Regions from separate parts of the Homo sapiens genome. Here region 2 is linked to region 1. Evidence: chromatin contacts called from ENCODE Hi-C or POLR2A ChIA-PET data. All regions are on one chromosome and are shown on one strand. Each heading gives the region's core, a stretch centred on a gene start or an enhancer-like site at or near the end of the contact. The rest is flanking DNA. Distances are from core to core; before and after follow the strand shown.

What was found. A loop is a pair of places that touch in the nucleus more often than their neighbours do. ChIA-PET counts read pairs that join two places held with the same protein, here RNA polymerase II (POLR2A). Pooled maps may share reads with other maps.
Region 2: a loop to region 1 is called in a pooled map, with 4 times the contacts of the local background. The contact joins the enhancer-like site here to the promoter of TMCC2-AS1 in region 1. A Hi-C loop is called at or near these places in 5 of 168 maps with a recorded cell type or tissue (CD4-positive, alpha-beta memory T cell, CD8-positive, alpha-beta T cell, OCI-LY7 and 1 more), 1 of 37 single-sample maps with no recorded cell type and 10 of 50 pooled maps. POLR2A ChIA-PET finds 5 or more read pairs at or near these places in 23 of 52 experiments (AG04450, B cell, CD4-positive, alpha-beta T cell and 18 more).

What each region holds. Positions count from the first base shown.
Region 1 is chr1:205,235,969-205,238,795 of GRCh38, forward strand. It overlaps TMCC2-AS1 (TMCC2 antisense RNA 1), which reads right to left and starts at 1,323. Exons shown (of 3, transcript NR_183258.1): 1 at 1,216-1,323; 2 at 537-990. The region is part of intron 1 of TMCC2 (transmembrane and coiled-coil domain family 2); the gene reads left to right.
Region 2 is chr1:205,283,548-205,286,417 of GRCh38, forward strand. No RefSeq gene overlaps it. Among named protein-coding and RNA genes, the nearest start is that of NUAK2, 37 kb to the right of the region's middle. RefSeq lists an enhancer at 951-1,050. Within about 2 kb of position 1,389, at least 27 of the 41 ENCODE cell types and tissues checked have a DNase peak (open chromatin) inside an H3K27ac peak, as active enhancers do; they include B cell, CD4-positive, alpha-beta T cell, CD8-positive, alpha-beta T cell and 1 more, where a contact is called at or near this core.

The sequences.
Region 1 (2,827 bases), core at 73-2,572:
TGAGGCAGGAGATTTGCTTGAACCCGGCAGGCAAAGGTTGCAGTGAACGGAGATCACGCCATTACACTCCAGCCTAGGCGACACAGCAGGACTCTGTCTCAAAAAAAAAAAAAAAAAAAGAACAGTTATTTTTAAACCAAATGACTAAAGGCTTCCTTATTCCAGCCAGGTTAACTGAGTGATGTCCACCAGGGAAAACAAATCTGGCTGTAAGGACATGAGCCCCCTCCCAAGCCCTCCCTAAGCCATTTGTGAAGACATCACATACATTCTGGCTCCTTGGTCTGTGTTCATCTCCTTCCAAGCCAACTCAATCTTGGCGGTTACTAAGATAATAGAGTGAGAAGAGGGTTTAAACTGCAGCAGGAGAAATCTGAGTTAGACACAAGAAAAGGCTGTTGGAGCATTTGAAATCTTTGTGAAAGGTTATGTCTTTGGAAAAGGTAGTCATCTAAGGATTAAAATCACCTTTGTAAGATGGATTTGTAGAGACTTGGATAGTGGCTGCTCAGAAAATAAATGAACAAATAATTTACCTAGCTGTCTTCCATGTTGGTGTTGAGGCCTCTGCCAGGTAATGTTAGGGACACAGAGATGTAGGAGCTGTAGCTCCTGCTGTCCAGTCACTCATATTGTCATCAAGGGTTCCATCCGTCAGCAGGTGAGAAGTTGGATAACAGTCAGACAAAGCACTAGAAGCGATGTCACAAGGCAGTACACGATTAATTGCAAAATGAGTGGTGCAGATAATGAGCGCTTATGTGTTCAGAGCAGGGCGAGATCGCTGCAGACTGGTGTGATCAGAGAGGGCTTTATGGAGTGGCGAGGTGGTGAAGGATGGGTAGGATGCAAAGAGGCAGAGAGAGGGCACGCCATGCTGGGAACTTTAATAAAAGTCTTCTATGTTGGTGTGTGCTGAATCAGTTCTGCCTAAAGACATGGTGGATGAGGTGACCTTTTCCCACTTGCTTTGGCTCCAGGCTGAATTCTCTAAGCAATAAAGGAAAGAGGAATCAAAATAAAATTGAGAATGGGGGAATTTTTTGCCCGTGTGCCCATGAGTTGAGTTTTTTTTTTAAAATTTCATCTGTGAGGCTGGGGAATAAATAAATGATTCCAAAAATCTTTCATCACTGGGTTTCCAGTAGAAACTCCAAGTGGGCCTGAACAGTTGCAGCTGCCTACTGTACACCACTGTGATCATCAGCGCCAAACCTGGGGTAATGGTTCCTCTCCTGCTCCCACTCAGGCTCCCCACCCAGAGCTTCTTAAGGGCAATTGGAGACTTCTTCAATCCACTTTGGATCCTAAGAGTAGAACTCTGTGGGTTTTTACAGTGATTAGTTCTCTAATGCTGGCCCTGTTTCCATAGAGACCCTATAAATAGAGGAATGTTGGCGACCTAGGCTGGCAAAGGCTCAGGGTGACCCAGTCACCCCACTGAACCCTCACAGCCAAACTGTTGGTAGGGCGGAAGGAGTTTCAAACCCAGGTAGGAGGAAGGGCTATGCAGTCAGCTGCCAGGTGGGATAATTAGCTATAGATTAGTGTGACTTTAAGCTTTCCTGGGATTTGTTGAGAACACACGTACCTGTAAAAATTAGAAACCACTTTTGGTCATTTTTAACCAGATGGTGCCAATGACACTGTACCCCAAGGCATTTTAGTTTTGTATTCATGCAGCTGTGTTTGCAGATTTTGGAGCAAACTTCCCCTTTGGGGGACCCACACCCAGGGAGAAAGACGGATGAAGCCCAACTGTTCAGAAACCACAGCCTTCTCAGGAAGGATCTTTCAGAAGCCATCTAGTCCTCCCTTTTTTCCTGAAAGGACAGTGCCACCCAAGGAGATGGGGCTCTTCCTGCCCTTTCAGATAGTTCCAGGGGAGGGACAGCCAACTCCCCTCACTTCCTTCCCCGGGGCACCTCACCCTGGGAGGCTCTCCTTTCTGACTACCTTATGGCCAGTTCTGGGGACGGCACTTCTTGCTTCGGTCTTACAGATCATGAAAGCCCTGTTTGTTTGCCACCTCTAACTCTGAAGCATCTCAGCTCTCTAATGCATGGCTTCATTTGGCCACCAAAATGGTTTCTGGCAGCCAGGGAAAAGCAAAAGTCAATGTGGAAAAGCAAGTGACATTTTAGGAGCTGGAACCTGTTAGTCAGAGCAGGTGGTGCTTTCTGCTGCGTTGGCGGCTAAGTTCCCTTAAGCTAGTCACCATGGTTTTCCTCACTTCTGAAACTTGTAGCTGGTTATGTGTATGTGCTGAGTTTTTTTTTTTTAAAACACTTACTGTGTTATGTCAAAACTCCTTAACCATCTCCTCCCTGACACCCACATGCAGAAGCGGCCCAGCCCTTGCGTCACTTTGCTGTTCCCGCCTCGCACCTTATCAGTGAGGAAAAACCCCTTCATTTGGAGTAATCTCCTCTCTCTGCACCTTGTTCTTTGACTTCCTTTTTGTTATTTCCCTCCTGCCTGCCTCAGACTTTAATAGATTCCTCGGTCTGCTGGGACAAAGGTCCTGGGGTCTCCTGGTCACTTTCCCTAGGTTTCCTTCAGCTGCAGGACAGCTCAGGGAGGTGGGAAGTAAAGACTTTATAGTTGAGGGTCTTGTCCCATAACATGGGATGGGCAGGTCACAACAGCAGTTCAGGGGACCTAACAACCCTTGACCCAGGCATTTTTGTTTGGCGCCTGCCTCTGATACTATTCTGGGACACATGCAAATACCCTATCTACTTTAAATCTTAAGTCTTGAAATCAGTGTATGGGCCCATGAAGGTAAATTCAATTAGAAGTCGGGGGTTTCTCTGTGTGGCTTGGA
Region 2 (2,870 bases), core at 139-2,638, 48 kb after region 1:
GATTAGGGACGCTAAGGAAGGTAAGAGGTATTTTATCCTTTTGTACAAATTTGCCTCAGCCTCAACTCCTCATCTCTGGTGACAAAAACGTTTCTTTCCCCCCGGGGACAGGGAGAAAAGGGAGGAGGTCAGAGTTTGTCTTTTGTATCAGCTGTTTTTCAAGTGAGAGTAACCCTTATGCTGAAATGGCATATTTTGGTGTGGCATATTCTGTCCCTCTTCAAAGATACATGAGACGACATATGCAAAGCATTTTGCATTGTAAGATGCTTATTACTGTCACTTCACAGATGGGAAATGAGATCTAGGCAACTCTCAGGGTCCAGCCACCAGAAGGTTGAGGAATGCGGGCTCTAACCTACATCTGTCGACTCCAAAGCCACACAGCCGCCCACACAAGGTAGCTCTTTTCCTCACCTCACCCCCTGAGCTCTGGAACACCTTTGTTCTGCCCAAACGAGAATGAAGCAGCAACGGAGGCAGCGGCAGGGGAACTGTAAGGTGGCCCCAAACTCAGACTGTCCCCAAGTTGGAGGCCTGCTAGGGCCTGGGAGCACAGCAGTCCCCCACCAGGGAGTCTTCCCTTCCCCACCTGCCCACTGCAGACTGGGCACCCCTGCTGCATGTGTCTGACCTCTGTGAACCTCAGTTTCCCCAACATACAATAACCCTGACAGTCTGTCATTCTGTGCTTCTGTGACGTCAGCCTTAGGAGTTATCAGGGACCCAAACTTGGGCTTCACAGGGGGCAGGATGGAGGCCCTGCCACTCGGACCAGACCAGGTTGTGGTGAGGGGCAAGGGTGGTGCCTCCAGGCACCAATCCAGAGTGACCTCACTCTCTGCAGGCTCCCCTGGGGCCCTGAGGGAGGGTGGGGTGCTGGACAGGCCTGCTAGATGGGAGCAGGTTTGGAAGGAGGTTTAGGAAGGGTGCGGTGGGGAAGGTGTGCCGCTCAGGTTCAGTGTGATCACTAGAGAGGGGCACGCCTGCCTGCATCGTCTGCCATGCCAGACAGGGCAGGACAGCTTCTCCCCCAGCCTGGGCCTTTAGGATCCACTGTGTGACCATCCTGAGCCCCTTAGCAAGGTGTGAGCGGGGTTGGACACCCTCCCCTCAACATCCATCTAATGTCAGCCACCAGCCCTGCCTTGCTGCATGATGGGAAATCAGGGTAAGGGAGCCAAACCCCAGCTGCTCTCAGAGCTGTGAGGACAAGAGTGGAAAACCTGCCCTCACAGGCCCAGCTGGCCAGAGGGCTTGTCTCTTTCAGTCGCCCTCCCCCAGAGGGAGCAGGAGCAGACAATGGCCACCATGACTCACCAGTGAGCCATCTTCCCCTCCCCACCCCTCCAGCCTGGCCCATGACAGCTTAGCTTGTCCTCCAAGGGAGCTGCAGCCCAGCCTCCCAGGGCCGCCAGCTTCCTCTCTCTTCACCCAACCTGGCTCCCCCCCTGCTTGTGCAACACCACATCAGAGGGTTGTGAAGTGGAGAGGGAGGAGTTTGACAGCTGCAGACCCAGGCAGACAGAGCAGACTCCTTTGTGAAGGAGATAGAGGCTGCAGGGGCCCAAGTCCAGCCTGTACTCCCCTGCCCTGACCCACAAGGCATCACCCAGTCTCCCCAAACCCTAGGGAAGTGGTCATTGTCATTTATTTGTTCCTTTCTTAGATAGAGCTTGGATCCTGTCTGCAATTTATTCCTTCCTGCAAAACCAAGTATGTGAGGCAGAGGAAAGTCCTATTCCATTCCAGGAGGGACAGGGCTCCCTGTTGGAAAGTATTTCCTTTTGCTAAGTTTCTATCTGCCTCCCGGGTAGACTCCACTAGGCAGTATTTCAAGAAGTTAACGCACTTCCAATCCCCATCTAACCTATATTCTTTGCCGCAAGCCAAATACCCTTAGTTCTTTCAGTCATTTCTCCTAAGACATGGATTTAAGACCTTTTGACAGCTTGGCCTGTATCCTCTGGAAACATTTCCATTTACCCAAGTTCTTCTTAAAACATTATGTCTTTGTCCAGGTGCAGTGGCTCACGCCTGTAATCTCAAAGTGGAGGCTGAGGGAGGAGCATCAGTTGGGTCCAGGAGTTTGAGATCAGCCTGGGCAAGATGACAAGACCCCATCTCTAGTTAAAAAAAAAAAAAAAAATTACTGATTCTCACCAAAAAAAAAAAAAAAGCCAGGCGTGAAGACATGGGCCACCTACTTGGGAGGCTGAGGTGGGAAGATCGCTTGAGCCTGGGAGATCAAGGCTCTTGAGCCTGGGAGATCAAGGCTGCAGTGAGCTGTGATCACGCCACTGTACTCTAGCCTACGCGACAGAGTGAGACTCCATCTCTAAAAAAACGAAACTAACCAACCAAAAAAAAAAAAAAACCACAAAAAGCATGTTGTTTTGAACAGAGCGCAGTGCTCCAGCTAAGGTCAGGCCAGCACAGAGGGTGCTAATGAAATTCACCTCGCAGGCTCTGGCACTGTGGTTCTCATGAGCTCTGTTAGCTTGCCGGTATTTTCAGACCCACATAGGCATGTCCTTGTTGAGCAGGTCACTTCGGTTCATGAATACGGCCACCAAGGATTTGAGGCCCCTCTGCCTGCCCCCCATGGAGGGAGCCCTAGGGCTCAGATGGTGGCTCTTAACAGACCTCAATGGTCTGATGAAAACTCTGCATCCTCTTCCAAGAAAAACGCATCTACTCAAAAATTCTCTATATGACACCAGGACTCCCTGCAGACCATCCTCAGACCCCAGGTTAGGAATTTCCATCTGGAAGCTGATACTCAAAAATAAATTCTGAGGCAGCCTCCCTATTCAAACTGTGGGGCTCAGGGCAAATTCAAAGTAATAAAGTAATAACCTCTCACACGA